Regions from separate parts of the Mus musculus genome. Here region 2 is linked to region 1. Evidence: chromatin loops called from intact Hi-C (ENCODE). Cell type or tissue: left cerebral cortex. All regions are shown on one strand. Links, peaks and the distances in the headings refer to the core of each region. The heading gives the core; the rest is flanking DNA.

Region 1 (10,571 bases), core at 1,358-9,357:
ATACCCCCCTAAATATCCATGATTAACCTGAATTGGAAGGAGCTCACCTCCCAATCTCCCTGTGACTTCATGAAGCTGTTTTAACTGACAGTGGTTCAAAATAAATCTCTTTTCAGAGATCCAGCACAAGAAAACACTGGGAATTTCTCACTGCTGTTAAGTGGTGTCCGTATAAGAAACGAATCCCTTGCATTTCAGGCCTCGGTGGAAGTGCCGGTGTGAAATGTTGGACTGCATTCAAACTGTAGCTAAGCACAGGTGGGCCCGTCATTAAGTGTTTATGTTTACCTGTACAAATGACTGTTTGCCTGGGCAACTGTGTTTGTTCTTACACTGGTGTACGAAGACTTGCACGTGGGTGTGGGGGTTCCCACCTGGTTCAGGACTGTGAAGGAACAAACTGGATCTCCTCCCCTGCACTTTGCATCTCCTTAAGGTGCAGGCATGGCAAGAAGCCCCCACACAAGGGGAAGGAAAGGGGGCTTTGAGTACATTTGACTGCTCACTGTCACTGCCAGAGGGCTTCCTGAGTACCAGAGAGGAATATAATGTAGGAAATGGCAATACAAAAAGTAAGACCTGTTTGTTATCAGGTCCCTCCACCCCTCTGTCTGTCCATCTCTCCATCCTAGTCCTTCTTTCCCTCTTGCCCTCCCTCCTTGCCTTCCTCCCTTCCTATATTGGTGAACACTGTCCACATTTCTGCAGCCACTTGCCAGGGTCCCCAACTCCTTCATTACGGCCTTGTCATGACATGGGGTGCAGGACCCCAGGTCCCCCAGCAGAGCAGTTTCTACCCCGGCACAGTCAAGGTCTTTGTGAGCAAAGCCAATGACATCAGTAATATTTAGTTGTGCCATGCTGTGCTGGCCACCAGGCTTGTCCTAGTTAATTCTCACCTGACTTCCTGCCAAAGATGCTGAGCTGTCTCCACTTTCCAGGTGAGGACACCACGATCTGACACACAAATGTTTCCCAGGGGACTCTGCGGCAAGTGGCAGGGTTGGACTGAGTCTGACACAGTCTGAGTCCAAGGCCACACTCTTAAGGGTAGTGTTGGAAAGTCTCTCTGCTAGTAGGAGCCCCTGAACTTATCCTCCCTTAGATTTCTCTCTATGTCAGAAGAATAGAGCTGCTTCCTCTTCAAGGGACAGACATGGTGAATGACCTCACCCTTTAGGTACCACACAGGTCTTGTGTAATCAGCATGAAGGAGATACTAGCGTTCTAGGGAGTACTTCAGGTGGATGGAGAGGAAACCTCTTTTTCCTCTAGCCTGGAGGCTCAGAGCTGGGGCATCTGTGCTGTCATCCCAGGCCCTCTCTGGCCTTGTCCCCTTGTTGCAGACAGGGCTCTTTCATCCCGTCTGACTTAGTGGTTTATTTTAGGCACAGCCTGACCAGGTGCTCTGGGGTCAATAGGCTTAGCTTTAAATAACTGGATTCTTCTCCATGAGTTTCTCCTTCAACAGGAAGGGGCACAATGAAACAATGACTCCCATAGGCTAGGGTGGTGTGAGAAGGCAGCAGAAGACAGGACAGGAAAGAAGACAAGTGGACCCTGTCACTTCCTGTATGACCTCAGACAGGTGTGTAGCTTCTCCTCTCAGGGAGCCACCTGCAAAGCACAGCTTTGGGCCAGGTTGTGTCAAACACCCCCCTGAAGTCTGACCTCTGTGCTCTGCTGTCCATTTACAGACAACAAGCCACCTACCCAAAAGCTGGCCCAACCACCGGGGACGGCTGCACAGCAAAGAGCAAGCAACTGCTAGGGTCTGGAGACCTGAATTCTTCAAGTCTGGTGATCCTGTGTGAGCCTCAATTTCCTAGCCAGTTTTAAAGGAGCCTGATGAAACTTTCATAGACTTTATGGGAGTTACACAGAGTAATCGCAGGTGAGAGCCCTTTAAACTCTTAAAATACTGGATTAAAAAATTAAATGTGTCTGGCAGTTCCTTAAAAAGTTAAACGTAAAATTATCATACTATTCAGAAATCTCACTTCTGGGTCTGTACCCCAAGAATGGAAAGTGGGGGCCCAAGGAGTTGTTCTTACAAATGTGCTGATAGCATAGTCATTCACAAGAATCAAAAGTGGAGTCAACCCAAGCATGCATTTGATGGATGAATGAATAAACAAGTGTTGTGTAGACACACAATAGAGTACTATTCAACCGTAAAGAGGAATGCAGTTCTGCCACGTGCTGTAACATGGTTAAACCTTGAAAAGATGCGCTAAGGCAGACAGGAAAGGAGCAAAGGGCTATCTATGCTTTCCACTCACTATGAAGCAGCTAGACTAGTCAAGTGCACAGAGACAGAGGTCAAGGGACGGTTCCAGAGACTGAGAGAAGGTTCCAGAGACTGAGGGGAGGTTCCAGAGACTGAGGGGAGGTTCCAGAGACTGAGAGAAGGTTCCAGAGACTGAGGGGAGGTTCCAGAGACTGAGGAGGGGTTCCAGAGACTGAGAGAAGGTTCCAGAGACTGGGGGGGGGGTTCCAGAGACTGAGGGGAGGGGAGGTTCCAGAGACTGGGGGAGGGGAGGTTCCAGAGACTGAGGAGGGGTTCCAGAGACTGAGGGGAGGTTCCAGAGACTGAGAGAAGGTTCCAGAGACTGGGGGGGGGATTCCAGAGACTGAGGGGAGGTTCCAGAGACTGAGAGAAGGTTCCATAGATTGGGGGGGGGTCCAGAGACTGAGGGGAGGGGAGGTTCCAGAGACTGGGGGAGGGTTAGGTTCCAGAGACTGAGGGGGAAGGGAGGTTCCAGAGACTGGGGGAGGGTTAGGTTCCAGAGACTGAGGGGGAAGGGAGGTTCCAGAGACTGGGGGGGGGGAGGTTCCAGAGACTGAGGGGGGGCGGTTCCAGAGACTGAGGGGAGGTTCCAGAGACTGAGGGGAGGTTCCAGAGACTGAGGAGGGGTTCCAGAGACTGAGGGGGGTTCCAGAGACTGAGGGGAGGTTCCAGAGACTGGGGGGAGGGGAGGTTCCAGAGACTGAGGGGAGGGGAGGTTCCAGAGACTGAGGGGAGGGGAGGTTCCAGAGACTGGAAAGTGGCATGAGGAGCTTCTGCTTAGTTTGATGGGGGAAAAAATCTGGACATGGGACACGATAATGGTTGGACAACATTGGGGCTTTACTTAGTAGTAGTAAGCTTAACCGATGGCTAAAATGAGGGCGGGAGAGAGCTCAGTTTGTAAAATGCTTGCTGTGTAAGCAGGGAGCGCTGAGTTTGGCTCTCCAGGTTTAAGTGAGAGAGACCCTGTTTCAAAATATAAAGTGAAGAGAGATCTATAGGGGGAAAATCACCTGACATGGACCAGTGTCTCCACACACACATGCATACACATGCACCTGCACCCACGGAGACCTGTACACACACCACACACACAAATTTAAAACTGGTTAAAACGGCAATTTCACACTTTACGGATCTTTCCATTTAAAAAAAAAGCACAGCTTTCAAATTTTAGTTTAAAACGTTAGACATATTTTGGCAAAACCTGTGAATGAGAAAACCTGGTTCTTCGCCTGAACTTGGGTGAGACATCTGGAGGAGACAGAACCGCAGCTCCCAGCTTCTCCCACCTTTCCTACTATGCCTCACAGAAAGCCAGGTCAAAACAGGTGGCTATTTGCATGGAGAGTTCTGTGCTGGCACCTAGTGTATCTTCGGGTTAGCTGGACCCCTTCTCTGGAACCTGTGTGGCCTCTTATTTGAGAATTAAGACAAAAGAAGACTTTCACCACATCAGCCTTCCACGTCAGAGTCAGGCATGACATGGTGCCTGTCTCAGAGCTCAGCTGTGCTAGGCTTCCATTTGGTGGCTGATAAGGCACTCTCCTCACTTTGTCTTGACCAGACAGATTCTGCAAGGCGAGGAAGCTGTGATGGTGTGTGTGCAGGGGCGCGGGGGGTGTGGTGGGGGGAGGTTAGGGAGAGAGGGACAAAGCACACATAGAACAGGCATTATCTGTGCATTGTAAATGACTGGCTTTTTTTTTTTTAAGTATTAGGTTCTAGTGTATATTTGGACAGTGCTGGGGATGGGTGGTCTGAGACAGCTTCTCCAGGAAGCTGACTTGCAGAAGTGACTAAGGGTTTGGGAGCAACACGTACGATTGGGCATTGAGATATAGAGTACCAAATGTCTTCAAAGATTTTTAGCCCAGATGTTACTCAGAGCACCTATGCTCTCCCATTCGTGGAGGGAAACTGAGTCCAAAAGAAACAGCCAGCAATGGCTTTGAATGACCGGCCGGGCGAAAAACCCGTGTTCTTTTCCCCTTACATGGCAGACTCTTAGCACATGTATGACATATGCCTCTGTGCGACCATAGGCTCAAAAGCCTGCGAGTTACAGGGACCCCTCTCCTCTCTCGACCAGAGGAGCAGGATCGAGACTGTCTGGTCAGGGTCCCCACCTCTGTCCCCTAAGCTTGTGGGACTAAGTGACCCCAGGCTGGGGCTGGAGTAGCACTCACCACCCCGGGGTGTCGCGGGGGGCTGGGGCGGGGAAAGCGGCCGCCTAGCCCAGCCCCGTGGATGACAGGAGCCGGGGAGCCGAGGAGGGAGGAGCCGCCGCCGCGCGCTGGGCTGAGGAGCAGAGAGAGCGGGGCGCCGAGTGCGGGCGGCTGGGAGCGCGCTGAGCGGGGGAGAGGCGCTGCCGCACGGCCGGCCACAGGACCACCTCCCCGGAGAATAGGGCCTCTTTATGGCATGTGGCTGGTAACTTTCCTCCTGCTCCTGGACTCTTTACACAAAGGTGAGACCCGCGCTGCCGGCGGCTGGGCGGTGGAGGCGGCGGGGCTGGGATGCGCGCGGCTGGAGGCAAGGTGCGGTGCCCAGTGGGCTCCAGGTGCCCGAGTGCTGGACCCACTCGGGTGCATGGCGCTGGGTGGGCGCGAGAGCTGGGGCGGTTCCGAGAGAAGGGTCTGGTGAGAGTCAGCCTGGGACCGCTTGCCAGCCCCCCTGCGCCTGCCGTTTAGGGGCGCGCCCGTGGGGGGCGGTGGCAAAGGAACCCCTGGTTTTCCCATCGCAGCCCAGCTTTAGTTCTGCCCTGGCCCCCTCCCCCAGCCCCCAGCCCGCTCCCGCGGCTTGCTGGAGCTGGGACCCCGGGGTGCCCTGCGAGCCAGGTGGTCCTCGGACTGAGACTTCATCCGGGAGCCCTCGGTATTTGGGTCCTTGGACCTAGGGAAGATCACTCCTGCCGTAGCTTCGTGCGCCCCTCGACCGCCCTCGACCCCCGCCCTGGCGCAAATGCCGGCGCACCGCATGGCGCTTATCCGCGCCTGGCTGGGTGCAGGGCTGGGGAGCTAGGGGTCCCCAGGGGTGGGGGTTCCCTCGGACACCAAGTTTGTTCTTCAGACCCAAGAGTCGCCATCACCTATGTCTCACCCCTGTACCCCAGGCGCTGGCTCCGGCTTCTCTGCGTCTCCCTGACCACCTTAGGCAGCGCGCCCCAAGGTGCAAGACTCTCCGCTCCGGCGCTTGGCCTGCTGGACCTGGGGACAAGTGTTCAGACTGGGGGGCGTGTCCCTTTCCCGGGAGAGAAAAGGTTGCTAGGGGTGGGTCCAGGTGTCCGGCATGTCCAGACCTGCTCCCGGGGTTCCGTGCACCTGATCTGAGAGGCAGCCGGGACTGAGGGGTTGGCAAAAAGCAGGCATTTTCGATGGTTAGCAATCTGGGCACCAAATCGACACTTGGGCAGCGCGGGCAGTTGAGCTTCTAGGCTGTGGTAGAGGACGTGCCCCCGGGCGCGCAGATGGCAGGAGGGAGAGGAGGCGGCCGAACTCCGCGCCCTTGCGCTGTAGAGCACAGACGCTTCTCGGCTTTACCTGCTCAAGCCTCTAACTTTTCTCCTTCGCGCCCAGAGGGCAGCTTCTCCTTTCGCCCCCTTTGCATGGGTTGGCCTGGTCCAATAATAATTCTTGCCCCTCTAGGCAATGGAGAAGGACAGCCAAGAGCCCGGGGGAGGGGTCTAGTCCTCTGCTAATGCCTGGAGATGTACGGAGTTTGTAACCTGCCAGAGCCCAAAGCAATGCTCGGTAGATTAAAGGAGGAACCTAGCCCTTATTAGTGCTATGGCCGGGTCAGAGCCAGTCTGATGGCCTACTCAGAGCCAGTCTGATGGCCTAGTCCACTGGGATTCTGTCCAGAAGATACGGGTGCTGGGTAGCGGGTGGCCTCAAATGGTGAGCAAAGTAATGGACTTTCTCAGGCCAAGGGGGCCACCGGGTAACACACCAAGGCTAGACTTGCTTGCTTAACTCCTTGCCCCCCTGGACTCCTAATCTGACCTCTTCATCCCACCTGAGAGCAACAATCTTGCCTCCTGCTTCCAGTACACACCACACACACACACACACACACACACACACACACACACACACCACACACACCAATTTTCTTTCTTGGGGCTCTTCCTGCTTCCCTCCACCCTGGCAGGCTGGTTTGGCTCACAGCTTTAATTACGTTAATATTAAATATACATAAGGTGAGGAGCGGCTTTCTCTCTCCATAGCTCTCACTCCAACCCCCTTCCCTTTTCCATTTGTCAGGCAAGGAACACGGACCAGAGCTGTGGCCACACTCAGTTGCTTTGTCCCTAACCTTGCTCCCAGGAACAGCCCATTTCTCAGCCCTGCAGCCTCCTTCACAAATACCTGCAGGACTGCACCCACCCCCACCCAGGAGCGCTGCATTAATAAATGAAGCCCCAGTTATTTGATAGGGAAGGAGCAGATGGGGGTGGGGGTGGAGAAAGGCCCAGAAGGCCACAGGGCAACAGCTGGAGGGGCAGAGCCCTCTCCTACGCAGGCAGGAAGTTGCCACAACTAGGTCTTGTGGGTAGACAGGAGTTACCAGGTATGGCGGCCCTGGGTGGCCTTTGGGTCTGCAGATCCTTGGCTCCCTTGCCATTCAGAGCACCAGCATCTGTGCTGGGCGCCAGGCAGCCTTGCCAGACAGGCCTATCTTTTCCTTGGTGCCTTAATTGGGTCTTAGGTGCCAGGCTGATCCCCAGGGGCCTGTTCTGCTTGGGGTGGCATGGTAGGTGGGTGGTGGAGGCGGCTGGGGAGGGGGGAAGACGTAATGTGGGGAAAGCAAGAAAGATGGGGCGTGGTTTATTTCTCTCTCGTTGCCAGTCACCCCCGCGGCACCAAGGAAAATGTAAATGCGAATGTTCCAGCCTGTTACAGAAAACAATATCCTCTTGCAATAATTTGTACGTCCATCTGTGAGGAGCGGGAGGCGGCAGGCAGAGAGAAGAAAACAGGAGGAGATGGAGCGTCCTCTGGATGGAATTAAGCAGTTATTGAATGTGTTTTAAGCTTCTGTTATTTCCATTCCTCTCAAAATACCTTTTTTTTTTTTTTTTTTTTTTTGACGAAGCCCGAGCTCAGCCTGTTTCCCCAGAACTAAACCAGGAAGGTGTTTTAATAATCGGTTATCGAGTCTCCAATAACTGCCTTATTATTGCCAAAACAAATCCAGGTCTGGGCAGCCAGATGAACCCCAGTGAGGCTCTCTCTGTTGTTACATCCAGCGTGCCAGCATCTGTGTTGCCCGAATTTGCATTTTTACTGTGTAAAAGAACAAGCTTCCTCGGCACTAAAATTCCTGTTTTCTAAAAGCCAAAATAATGGGTTGCATTGATTTTTTCATTTCCCACCCCAACCTCTCCGATGGAGACTCAGGGTTCCTCTCTCTGGAGAAGACCAAATTAAAAGCCTTTGTCAGGCCATTAAGAAAATCTCTAGCATTCCGTTCAGTGTCTAATTAAAAAGGGGGGTTTACTGGGGGCATGTTTTTAAAATCTCGAAGTGGCAAGAACAACTTGGGGGTGGGGGTAGGCAAAGGACCAGTGAGTATCTGGGAGGAGGAAAAGGGTGGGCCAGGACCCTGGCTGCTAGGATAAGATGAAGGGAAAAGCAAGTGCCATGATACCCACCGAGCCTTTCAGATGCCTCCTTTTCCTGGGCATCAACACCAGCTGCCTTAATACATTTCTGCCGCAGAACGAGGAGCTCAATTAGACACAAAAAGCGAGTAAGCAGTTGACCCAAAGGCAGTCCTGAAGTTGAGCAGATGCTGGGCACTGGCCAGAGCCGCTGTTTTTCTTACAGAGAGGGGAGAGGTGGGCACACAAACAGTCAGCTTTGGCCTGCTGATGGTTTGCTCAAGAAGCAGTTAGACAAGGGGTCCCCAAACACAGGGCGAGGATATGCTTAGAACATGTCACAGGTGTGGAGCCTTTGGCAGGGGGTGTGTACCATAAGAGCCCTTAGTCTCTCCGTGTCTTTAGGGATGCCATCCTTGTGATTGGTTTGGTTCCCTGCCTTGGCTGGTGAAATACGACTTTATTTGTTCAGAGAGCTCTAGCTGGGTGATCAGGCCTGAGGCTGGAGGTTCCCTCCTTCCCTACGTTCTTGGAGGAAATGTTTCTTGGAGGGGAATTTGAAGTAGTTACAAGGGAAGGTCCCCTAGTTTACTGAAGTGCTTCCCTAGCCCCTAACCTAGTACATTGATTGGAATCAGGGTACCAGAATAGTGAACTGAATGCAGCAGAGATGGCAGGAGGCCAGGAACCTAAGAACAGGCTCCAGATTTGCATATCATTTGCATGTTGATTTGCATGCTCACCTAGCCAGGCCAAGAACCCAGCATCCTAATCCCAGCTTCAGTAGGAGTTAAGCAGTAGCTTTTTCCTTGCATGGAACGGAATGGACAGGAGTGGGAGAGAAAAGGCCTGGTAACTTCCATACAGTTTCCAAGTTTCAGGCCTACCCACACTTAGCACTGTCAGAGCAGCCTGGCAGCTCCCCGTTTCTATATCCAAGATAGAGAGTGGCTCTGGGTGATTAGGATAGGCTGGGTGACAATGGCCAGAGATAACCCAAGGCAGAGCAAATATGGAGTATACGCTGTTCTTCTGGTGCCTCAGGATTCCAGTTATAGGAACCTACCTAGGGGCAGTGCTAACCATCTGGGAATAGAGCATTCGAACAGTGGGAGCAGAATGCTTCGGGTTGTGGTTAGGAGTGACAAACCATAGGTGGATGGGATGGGAGTACTAGGGGAGGCAAGGTGCTGCCTTGTCCTTCAGCCTTTGGGGGGGGGGTGTTGACCATTGAGGCGTCATTTTTCCTGTGATTAAGGTTGTTTGGGCCCACAGAAGTTCTCTGGGGTCTGTGAGAAGGCAGATGAGCTGTATATTGCTTAAATAATGTTTGGAGGGCAGGCGCTTAGGAGAGCAGTGTGATGACTCTTGGCCAGCCAGCTAGGATATCTGTGGTGGGAGCACGGCCTAGGGATGGCCTTGTCTGTTTTTCTGGGGCCCTGAGCAAATCTCACCTGGTTCCAAGTCCTGGAATGTGCCTCTGCATGCTTGCTGGTCCAGAAGGGTTCTGGTCCATTCAAGCCCAGGGGGTTCATGCTTCAAAGGGTGCTCTAAGTGGGGGCTTCAGGGGGTGTGGAAATAGAGGGACAGAGTCAATCAAGTGCTTATCTGTTTCATATATTGGTGTGTGTGCGCGTGCGTGCTTGTGTGCGTGCATGTGTGCGCTCATGTGTGTCGGGGGAAGACTGGTCTGGCTTCAATGGTGGAAATTTGGAGCCAAATTAAGCCCTTTGTGTACATCCTGGCTCTGCATTTACTGGGTGTGAGATGTAGGGGGGAATCTCTGAGCCTCTCTCCCTCTATCTGTGAAGTGAGACTAAGGAAGATAAAGTATATACTGTAGCCAGAACAGAGCTGGTGCTCAATAAACATTAGGCCCCTCTGCTTCCTACATTACCCACCCCCGCCTTCATCCTCCTGCCTTGACCTCAAAAGAGATTTGGAAATCCTGTCTCTCCTGAGCAGTTGTATTAGCCAGCCACATTTCCAGGAAGGTTAATGGTCTTCATCTTTATGACAATAAGAAAGACCAAATGAGGACAGGGGACATGAATTCATTCCATCTATCACCTTGCAGGGTAGCCTTTGGGATTCTGTTTCTACAAGACAGCTGTAGCCAAGTGGACATCTGGTTGTCCTTGGGGAGTCCCACACCACCCTCTCCCCATTCCTCATGGCTAGTGGCAGCAGCTGGAGAGGGCAGTGGCCGAGGAAGAGCCTTTGAGGGGAGCCAGGGCTGGTTTCTTGTCTCCAGTGAAAGCTGGGGATGCTGTGTGTCTTCGCCATGCTTAGTGTAGGGAAAGCAAGAAGCATGGCTCTAATCCAATGCAGAGAATGGACAAGTGTTCCTCATAGGATGAACCTTCCAAGTGTCTCTTCCCGCTGAGGTGAGCCTCTCTGTTGTCTAGGTAGTCCTGTGTTCAGAGACTACCCATGACCTTCAGAATCCTGATCACCCCTTACTCTATGACTCAATCTGCCATTCAGAAAGAGCATAAGACACAGAGGTCAGGGGACGCCCATAGCAGGCTATAGCCTAGGGAAGTCTGTAAATGGGAAGAGGGATGGTTGTGAGCACATCAACCCATGTGCTCTGTTGGACAGATGTTTGTCCAGGGCTGCTGTGGCGTGGGCAGCATTAGCCTTAGGTGCCACCGGTGCCACTCCAGCTGCTGC
Region 2 (10,571 bases), core at 960-8,959, 110 kb after region 1:
AGAGAGACCTGAGCAGTCAGCTCCTACATCCTATTACTGCCCCTTATGCTGAGGATGTCTGCCCTGTACCCCACCCCCACCCCAGAGATGCTCCCCAGTAGATCTCATAAGCTGTTATTAGGAAGCGATCGCGATCTCTCTCTCTCTCTCTCTCTCTCTCTCTCTCTCTCTCTCTCTCTCTCTCTCTCATTCCTCTCTTTGCCTTCTCAATGCTTGGATTTCAAACACACGCTGCCATGCTCACTCTTACATGGGTGCTGGAGATGGAGCTCAGGTCCTTGTGCATGAACAGCACGTGTTTAGCCACGCTCTCTCTCTCCAGTTCAGCAAGGTTTTCTCTAGAGCAGACCTGTGCTTCTTGCTATGCACTGTTTAGTCGTAGGTTTCGGATTCATAATTTTTCAGGTTTCAGAGAACTGTCAAGTAACCCGAGAGAGAACCGATTAGGAGACCCTGGAAGCCAGAGGATCCATTTTAACCTGCGCTTGAAAACGCATAAAGCCTCATTTTAACCAGTTCCCAGGTAGTGCTGTCCCAGTGAGCTGCAGAGGGTAGAACCCTGAAAGCAAAACTACTGGACTTTTTTTTAGTGGATCTTTTTAGCACTTCAGTCTAAAGGTGTGCCCAGCCTTGGACTGCAGGGAGATGAGGCTAGTAAGAATGTGGCCCCAAACAAACTCATAAACTTAAAAACTTATGACGGGTTTCTCCTTTTTGTAATTATTGTTTCTTTTCTTGTAACTCTGTGGCCAGTGACTTCCTGCTATAGTGTCAAGGTTGGACAAGCCTGGGTTTAAGAACTGTGTTCTTAAGAACCTTAAGAACAGCTGGAGAGATGGTTCAGTGGTTAAGAGCACTGACTGCTCTTCCAGAGGTCCTGAGTTCAATTCCCAGTGACTACATAGTGGCTCACAACCATCTGTAATGAGATCTGATGTCCTCTTCTGGTACTCACATATATTAAATAAATAAATAAATAAATCTTTAAAAAAAAATTCCGGGAGCATGCCTTTAATCCCAGCACTTGGGAGGCAGAGACTTGGGAAGGCAGAGGCAGGCAGATTTCTGAGTTCGAGGCCAGCCTGGAAAACCCTGTTTCGAAAAACCAAAAGCACTGTGTTGTCTTTACTGAAGATAGCTGTCTGCAGGTTCCTTCCCGGGACATCTCTTCCCTGGGACAAGGCTTCATCTGTGAAGTTAAGGGCCTGAGACCTCTGGGTCAGCTGTCTTGTCCTGAGGTCACCTCCCGGAAATGGAAGCTCTAGGACAGCAGGAGAAGAAATAGCTCTGCTATGTCCTGGGCCATGAGGAGTGTGTGCCACTCAGAGCTAGGGTCACTAGCCTCTCTCCCACTCAGCACTCCAGAGCCCACCTCTTCTTTAGGGCCAGTGGACTTCCTGGAATCCCACCTGAAAGGGTCCCTGAGCCTCCAGAGGAGAGTCGAACCCCTGCCTGGTTGATTTACTGCTGGCTTCTGAGAAAATCAGGATAATCGTCATAACTCTGGCTGTCCTTTAGTACATTCTAGAAGAGTCTAGAAGGAAGTTCTAATTGACTGGATTCTATGTCCCTTAGGGCTTTTATTCTGTTCAGCCCTTTAGGGCAGAGAAGGCAAATCTGCACTGAGTGTCCTTTCCTTACAGACACAAGGTACAGAGAGGTTCGGGGGATTGTCTAAAGTCACACAGGCTGTCCCAGGTGAAGCCCAGTCAGAGGCCCTATCCCTTACCTCTGGGAGCCTGATGGGGGAGGTGAGGTTCTGTAGAGCTAAAGAGACAGAAGAAACCCTCCTGTACCTTCCTCTAATTCTTGTCCTGCTTGGCCTTAGAACCTATGTAGAAAATGGCAAGCTTGGCCTGCACCAAAGAACAGAACAGAGGCCCCCACCTAGAGGTGAAAGGGATTTATGCTCCTGGACCTAACCAAGAGCCTCCCTTAATGGTTCCTGGGAGCACCCAGCCATGTCCCTGCCGGTTCCGTCCCTCAGGGTTGGCATCTCTGTAGCAGTTTTACGCTCCAGAGTCTCTGAGTCATTATCTTCCCAGACACCATCCTTTTCTCCCATGTTATGGCTGCTTCTGCTGCGGATACATTCCTGTCTCCCACCCCTTCTCCGGGTGCGGGCTTTCTCTCCCCAGTTTGCCACCCCCTCCCCTACAGCTGTCACAGGGAAGGGGAGCAAGTCACAGCCCACGCTCAGAGCTGCCTGTGCAGCTGCCTCTAGACCCCCTGGACCTTGAGGTCTGTCCAGCCATAGTCTGACAATGGTGGTCACATCAGAGGTTCCAGCCATCTGGCCATTTTCCCCTGACGTCCCTGGGGCCCTTTGTGTAAGGACATGGTACACCTGCCATCGAGAATCTTCCCTCAGCAGTCATGTTAATAATTCATACTTTCAATTTCTCTTCTACCCTACCAGTAAAGATTATACTATATCTAAGCTTGCTTTATTTCCTCATTTTTTTAAGTGGGATGGTGTTAACTTCCTAGGGGTTAGAGAGTATTCTGTGTACTACGTGTGGGGTGTAACTATGGTCAAGTACTTGCCTGGTATGCAGAAGGCCCTGGGTTTGAGCCCCAGGTGGGGGGGGAAGAGAGAGAGAGAGAGAGAGAGAGAGAGAGAGAGAGAGAGAGAGAGAGAGAGAGAGAGATGCAGGAAAATTGCAGAATCAAATACAGATCCAAATCTGAATCCAGATGGCCCCTGACTTTAATTCCTGTAGTTCACTTTGGCTTTCTTCCTACCATTCTGTCTGCTGCCCACCCCCCTTCTCTCTCCCTCCCTCTTACCCTTCCTTTCTAGCTTCATCAGCCCACTTTCTGAGCAGCTCCTACCCACTAGGGATGCGGCTTCGGGACAGGGGTGCAAGACACCGTCCACAGAACTTGATTCTCTTACAGCTCGACTCTTAAAGAGCAGAAGTGCTGTGGGTCCCAGTGGGTCACAAGCCTCTCACTCACTCAGTGCTCCAATCACCAGCTTTTGGGCCACAGTGTAAAGACTCTTTAGAGACACCGAGCCAAACAAACAAGCCATCTTCCTCTGGCCCTGGTGCCACTTGTAGAGAGATGGTGGGTGAGCTCTCCCCTCCCCGCCCCTATGCTGACCACTGTGTTAGATTTCAGAATCCCTGGCATCCCAGTGGCATCTCTGTTCCTCCCCCTACTCCCAGGCATATGGCCGCCTCTTTGAACCCGATCCACCTCCCATTCTGGTTCCCTAGGAAAGGAAACTACAAACCTGTGAAGAGTTGTTTACAATTGGCTATGGCTGGGTCGGTCACAATCAGTTGAAAGAGGACTTTATTTACTGAGGGAGGTGGGCAGTGTGGACTGAGGACCAAGAGGGAGGGGAGAGGAGACTAATGGGCCAATGTTAGCTGCAAACCAGCACTCGGAAGGCAAGGCTCTACTTTCTGCTTCTGGTGTGATGGGGCCAGCGCCTGCTGTGCAGAGGTTGGGTCTGGCAGCCCCTACACCTGTGTGCTAAAAACTGCTTACACCTGATACTTACTACCTCAGTGTACTTGGGCAGGATGGCAATTTGAGAGCTAGTCTCTAATCACTTGAGCCTAAACAAGAAGCAACCTCCCATGTCCCCAGTCATAATCTTCCTTCAGACCCCTGGTCAGGTGGGGCTCAGAGCTCCTGACTCACGGAGGGCTTTAGGCAAGCTGAGGGTCTCAGTGGGGAGGGAACTAGGACCTCACGTCATCTCAGTCTCTCTCCCCAGTATCCCATTCCCAAGACACGACACTTCTGGGTTCAGGCAGATGGGTGCAACCAGAGATGGAGTCCTCAGCTGCAAGTCTCCCATGGAGCAAGACCACCGCCCATCTGCCAGGGCTCCAGCCCTGCTTTCTAAGAATAAGTGCTCAGTACTGTAGATGCCACCTGTCCACTGTCATTGTCCTGAGAACAGATAGCATAACTGCTAGAAATCACAGTGACTTCCACAAATAATAAGACTTTGAGGCTTTGAATACCTCTTTGAACCTAAAGCTTGCCTAGCCAGACCCTTAGGACCCAGCAGGGCGAGCCTGCAAATAAAGAATGGCTCAGAGAGGCTGAGCTGCCACTCACAGACAACGGGAGGGAAAATGCTGAGTCTGGGGTTCACAGCAGCTCTAGGGGGACAAAGCACCATCCCCTTGACAGACAGGTCATTCATCCCACCAAGGTCTTGTGGGGACTAAGAGACCCCTGATTTGTCTGCCCCTGGGAGTATATACCTCTCTCATACTGCCTGCACCCATTTTTTGCCATGTTCTTCCTTTGTCTGCCCTCCACCAGACCTTGCTGTTTGCTAGCCTGACCAGAGACAGTATGACCAGGGTTGCTAAAGAGAGGAAGTGGCATCTGCCAGAGGAGGACTTGACCTGTTTTCCATGTGACCTTAAATGAGTGGCATCACTCTCTTGAGCCCCCTCATCCCAGCCTCAGTATGTGGCCTCTGAGGTAGATTCTCTTCAACTCCAAAATACTTGGCTCCTACAATGTCCCTCACACCTAGTGTATGTCTCTCAATCACTATACGACCCACACATCTGTCCTGAAAAGTTTGAATTAGCCCCTGCAGAGCCCTACGGGCCTCTATACCATGAAGGTCCTGACCCCTCTGTAGGGCTGATTGGGATCTGCTTCAACATGGGCCCTCCTCATCTGCCGTTCGCCCATGCTGACCTCTGGGCACTGGCTGCAGAAATGGCTGCTCCAATGGGGCTGCCTGGGCATCTTCCATAGTCTGCTCACAGCGCTTTGGCAACAACCTGCAGCCCCATCCTTTGGCTAAAGATCTGAGTGCTCAGCCAGCCCCAGCAATCACACCTCGCGGCCCATACATTCTGAAGTCCAGAGCAGCACCCTTCACATTATGGGCTGAAATGAGGTTGACACTCCACAGTGCGTTGTGCGTTACGTGGACACCTCTTATCAGCACAGAGAGACCAACACAAAGCAGGAAGGGCCACCTCCTTCCAAACCTGATCTTTTCTTAATGAAACTCTGCTTGCTCTCTCTCCTCCTCATTAACTCCGAGCCTCCGTATGGAACTGAGTTCTGGCTTTTGAGTCACCAGTGGCTTCACCCGACATGTCCCCTTCCTCTCTCTGTCTTTCTTTTTTTCTTTAAGGTAATGAAATGTGTGAACAGTTTGTTCTCAGCTAAAAACAAGCCCTGATGGGTTCTGTACCTCCGTGTAGGAGGGAGAAGGTGGTTCCGAGTGAGGCACTGGCTGCCAGTGGAGCAGGCTGCTTTGAGAGGAGAGATGAGGAGGAAGAGGGAGGCTGGGGAGATCCAAACGCATCCCCTGTGTGATCTGCCTTTCTTTCACTCTCCCTGTGTGTGGACCCCACTGCTGGCCTTTGATCAGAGAACAAGCGTGGGGAACTGGGGACACTCAAGCCTTTTAGGGAGAGCATTAGTGCTTATGCAGGTGAAGAGAAAGGGTGTGACATTCGGGATGCCTTTAACAGGGATTAACATCCTGAGCATTGGCTCTTCACTAGTCATCCCCAAGAAAAGAGAAAGGGACCATTGGTCCACGTATTATCTGCTTCTGTCTGTGCCTGTCAGTGCACATGAGTACTCGCTCTACTGTCTCCCATTGGGGCCAGCATTAGGGTCCTTGTCTGGGGGGGGGGTGAATGGAAACAAAATAAAAACAGCAACATTGACCAACCCCTAGGAGTCAAGTTCTGCAGATACCTGCTGTTTTGCTCACACGAAAGCAATGTTGAGTGACCTGCCAAAGCCTCACAGACTCAGTGGCAGTCCCAGGATACAAATCAAGGAAGTTTGCTTCTAGAGCTACATCCTTAGGCCCCGTGTTAAGATAGACTGGAAAGTCTCTTCTGGCATTTGTCCGTGTGGCTCCTCTGAGCTTCTGTTAACTTGCAGAGTTGATGGGTGTGTGACTGCTGATGTATTCTGCTCTGGATTGGCTAGGCTCCATGCTCTCCAGGAGCCTGCAGAATGCCTAACCCCCTGGAAGCCTTTTGCTCTTTTTCACTTGGATGTCCTGTGTCCTTGGTGTCCCTGGGAGCCACCATGCTCAGGCCACTGCACTGATGTCCTTGTTGCTCAGTTACCGACACTTCATCCCTCCCTCACCTCTCTTCCTATCACACATTACTGCAGGTGTCTTCACAGTCTGCCTCCAGTTCCCATCGGGATGGGGTAAAAGCCAAACTAACCAAAGAAAGGCATCTGGCCAGGGGTAGCAGTGCTAGACTCCTGACTCCTCAGGGATTTTCTGTTAGCTGCTTTCACTTGTCCCCATCTGTCCTCATCAGTCCTGACCAACGATAGGACCATGGAAGTGAGTGAATGTGTGGTATGCATGGATGAGCAAGTTGGCCAAGAAGCTGAGTCCTCAGTAGAGGAACAGGGGACACCGTGGTAAAGTAGAGAGTAGGAGATGTTGTCTGATTTCTCTTCAAGACATTTAATAATCCTGTGGTCCCAGACAAGTGGCCCTGGCTCTCAGGGGTCTGTTTCCTCTTTAGTAGAATGAGGACAGAACCAGCTAGGACCAGGTGATACCCCCCCCCCCCGCACCCCCATCTTCTCCATTCAGTAGCTAGCCTTCTTAGCTTTCCCTGAGAGGGCTGTGCATCTGTTCCTATCACTCTTGGGCTCAGGGTCATTGTCACATTCTCCTAAAACTCTATGCTACATAGTGTTTTGGGGTTCCAAGCAAGAGTCACAGAGCTGGCTGGGGGAGGAATGCATTGTGCTCATTGTCTTAGGCATAGGAATCAACTCTGCCAACTGTCCTGTCTGAGAAGATGCCCTCCCTCAATGGAGCCATATGGCTGGAGGCGGGATCAAGGTTGAAGGACATCCTGTAGGGCTATCAACCTAGCAGATCCCACAATAGACGCTTCTCTTCCCTGTGACGCGTAGAGGCGCCTTTCGTCTGTTTTCCTTAAGAGATTTCATCTTCGCCTGAAACTCTGATCCATTTGCCAAAGTCCCACATCACTTCCACCCTGGACGGGTGGAGACCTTTCTCTCATCCCTCCCATCTTGAAAAGCAGGGGGATAGGGGAAAAGCAGACTGGGGGGGGGGGACCCGGAGGGAACTGAGTTCAGAGTAAGTGGCCGCAATCAGGAGATCCTTAAATTCAGATTCCTGGCTGCCGCAGGTGGGAACAGGGAAGGCGCCAGGTGTGGGGGAGGGGCGGGGTGTGGGAAGAGTACCCAGCAGATGGCCTCATGTGCCAGCCCAAGAAGAGCATCCCATACTTTCTCAACAGGATGCTGCTAGCATTTGAGTGGGAAGTCCCTTTGTTCTGCTGGGCCGCCCTACACATGACACAGTGTTAAAGACCTCTGGAAACCCAGGCACCCCACCTCAGTGATAACCAACCTCTCCCCTTTACTAACAGCACCTGAAGGAAGGAGGGCCCCACCTTTATGAAGGTGGTAGAGGCCACTGAAGGACAAAACAGGAATGGCAAGGTCAAATGTTAGCTTTAGAGATTTCACACTGGGCTGGAGGGGGGAATGCCAGGCAGGCTGGCAGCAGGGTAGCCAGTTAGAAGCTTAAATAATGATATTCATCTGCGGTAATATTAATAGAAGAGGCTTCTGGTGGCTGGAGGATTTTATGTGGGTGTTTGTGATCCTGCCCAGTGTCTCGGAAGGGACTCCCGAGGAGGCAGGAATGAAAAAGTCCAAGATTAATTTATTAAATTAATTAAACGCTCCCTGCTAATGATGTCTTCACATGGGTTTTCTGTGGGATTTTTTTAAAGTGGGGAGCAGGCGAGATGCCGGAACTAGGAAAGGGGGGAGGGTGGGTGGCAACGGAGGAGAAGGCGGTCTCTGAGTAGTGAGCACGACTTTGCAAATTAAAAATGAAAATTCAAGTAAAGGCCTGGCATGTCAAGAGATGTTTTGTTCAAACTTGAAATCCTGAAGCATATCCAGTGGGACCCATCTTGTCACTGCCTGGGAAAAGGAAGGCAAGCGGGCTTCTCCAGGTTGGGCAGGATTTCGATGCCCGGTGGTGAAATAGGGGCACTTTAAAGGGGTGGAGAAGCCTATAGCCCCAGAGCAGTACTTCCCAAGTGTCCTTGTGCATAGCACGACCCGAGGCTCTTGCTGGAATGTGAATTCTGATTTCTTGGGCTCTTCGGAGGCTGTATACACCTAAAGCTCCCAAGGATGCAGATGTGGTCCTTGCATGGCAAGAGGACCAAGCCTTGTTGGATTCTCCCAGGTGGGAAGTGTTAAAGAGCTGACGAGCTTGGTGGATAAGTGAGGGAGAGAAAAATATGGATGCCCACCCACAGGGTTTATTCCCATAATTCAGAAAGCTGTGGAATTCTTGGTCTATAAAATACAGGGTGAGATCCGAGATCAGAAGGAGGGCAGGAAGTAACCTTAGTGTCTCGGGCCTGTAAAGGAAGCTACTCAGGAGCCTGAGGCAAGAGGAACACCATTTAAGTTCTGCCTGAGCTATAGGATGAGTTCAAGGTCAGCCCAGGCAGTTTTAGTAAGGTCCCATCTCAAAATAAAATGCTAAAATTCAGCTAGGGGTATAGATGAGGGGTTGGGAACTCTGGAGTCAGTCTCCAGGAACAGAAAATGGAGGAAGAAGAGGAAGAGAAGGATGAAGGGCAAATATGAGAGTAAGAAGAGCCAAAGCTATCCCTGAAGGGTCATCTGAGAATAGTCCCCCTCCTCTCCTTTTAAGCAACTTGCCACGTGTGGAGCTTCATGCCCCGCAGGCTCTGGGTTCCATCTGCCCTAGATTTATTTTCACTGCAGCTGTGACCATGGAAGCCAGGCTCCTTGCAGAGGAGGAGACTCCCAAGGACCATCCCAGGAAGGGGTATTAGGCTGTTTGACCTGACAAAGCCTCCCAAGGTGGCCTGCTCAATCTGGCCCTGGAAGGCAGGGGGCATTTAAGAAACCTGGCTATGTAGGTAGTCAGTCTATGCAATGTCGCCTTGGTAAAGGAGGACCAGGGAGCCCCCACATCCATGCTCCCACATTGTGCCCACAAGACTTGAGCCCTACCTCTGGATATGAGAGGGCAATCCCTCAGCTTCGTTAAGATCATCCTGTTAGTAGATTGAAGGGGACCTTTCTTGTCCCCTAGTGCTATGGAATCTTTGAGACATGGATGGTAAACCCTGCTGCACAGGGCACACTGCAGTGAGGAGTTCAGCTGTGCCTTACTGGAAATTCACTGTTACTACTGAATTCCCAGGAGAGTGTGCCCCAGAAACGCGTTTCTAGTCCCCTCCCACCAGCGTGCCGTGCCCCCAGCCACACTTCTGACAAAGCCCCTTAGTGTTTCTACTCCCACGGTTTTAGTATGAAAATCCACCTTGTCAGTTCGAACACTCCCAGCCCCCAACTCCATCTGAGTGAAAGTCGGTCTTTTCCTGTCAGGCATGGCCTGGTCCAACTCTCTGTGGCTTTGTCTCCTGCTACTTCTCCCATCCAGATTCAGTGGACTAGAACATTCCATTATCCCTGAACATGCCTCTTGTGCCATCCTCGGTCCTTCAGAGCAGCTGTTTCTGCTTCCTGGGATGTTTTCCCTCTGATATCTGCACGGCTCCCCTCAGGACTATTTAGAAAACCTTTCCCTGAGTTCTAGCAATAATCATGCTCCCATCTTCTCTGCTCAGCATGTACCCCTCCCTCTAAAAGCCTAAGCTGGGAGTCATTTGTTTGCTTACTCTGCATGCCAAGGCAGATGCTTTGTCCAGTCTATTACCTGCTATATTCCATAGGCTCCAAATACTTCAGCACATAGTAGGTGCCTTGTGTCTGTTCACTTGCCCCAACCCAAATTTCAATCAAAAGCTTGGGCCAGGACAAGCTTTCTTGCTCCTGCCACTCCAGATCTGGGACATACCTAGATAGGTAATTACAAAGAGAAAAGAAGAGATGGCTGTTTTGCATAGTCCTGGCTTTAACAAGCCCAGCCTATTCCAAACCATGATGGAAGGTTATGAAAGAAAGAACTGAAGGGTCATCCAATTAGCTGCTGACACCGTAGATCACACCCATTGCAAGCCTTCTACCCCCTACCTCTCCCTATCTGTGACTTTCCCTGGGCCCTCTGACCTTTGCTGTGATGGGCAATGGCCTTTTTGGTAGTCTCTTGAATGCTGGTTTAACCCACAATACAGCCCCTCTTTGGGGCACCAAAGTCCACATCATTAGAGACAGAGTAATTCACTAGAGAGGGAGTAGAGCCCCATGGGCAAGTATAGCATTTTGGGGAAAGGCTGCCAACTCTCCTCCCAACCTCAGGGCTCATTACCACAGTGACCTCTGGCAAGTCCCCCTTCTTCTCTCTGCTCAGCTACCTTCTCCACAAACTGTAGCTCATCCAGTGATTGGTTAGTGTGATATGTAAATGAGTTGGCCTATGGAAGGCTCTTAAAACAGGCTGGCCTGTATGTAAGAAGTGTTCTGCAAAAGTGGGCCATTGTCACCATCCCCCATTGCCTCCATAATGTCTCCTTCCCCCAACTTTCTCTCTGGCCTTGGCAATCCAGGCCAAGTTCTTCATGGGTCTCTGCCCTTCCATCCTGGGACCA

What was found. A loop is a pair of places that touch in the nucleus more often than their neighbours do. Peaks named below come from ENCODE experiments on the same cell type or tissue, not always from the same donor. Only the 100,000 strongest peaks of a DNase experiment are listed, where the experiment ranks them.
Region 2: it touches region 1 in a loop (9-fold over the local background); 3 of 42 quality-filtered maps call a loop at or near these places.

What each region holds. Positions count from the first base shown.
Region 1 is chr9:45,425,753-45,436,323 of GRCm38, forward strand. Dscaml1 (DS cell adhesion molecule like 1) reads left to right here and starts at 4,601. Exons shown (of 33, transcript NM_001081270.2): 1 at 4,601-4,760. The coding sequence starts at 4,715. It overlaps 4833428L15Rik (RIKEN cDNA 4833428L15 gene), which reads right to left and starts at 5,480. Exons shown (of 5, transcript NR_040732.1): 1 at 5,393-5,480. In left cerebral cortex, for the core only: no CTCF peak of the experiment used is centred there; DNase peaks (open chromatin) are centred at 4,605, 5,871, 6,056, 6,440 and 3 more places; H3K4me3 peaks cover 4,045 bases; H3K27ac peaks cover 3,914 bases.
Region 2 is chr9:45,532,653-45,543,223 of GRCm38, forward strand. The region is part of intron 3 of Dscaml1 (DS cell adhesion molecule like 1); the gene reads left to right. Among named protein-coding and RNA genes, the nearest start is that of Gm22069, 97 kb to the right of the region's middle. In left cerebral cortex, for the core only: a CTCF peak has its summit at 1,894; DNase peaks (open chromatin) are centred at 2,109, 2,825, 5,177, 6,070 and 2 more places; H3K27ac peaks cover 5,306 bases.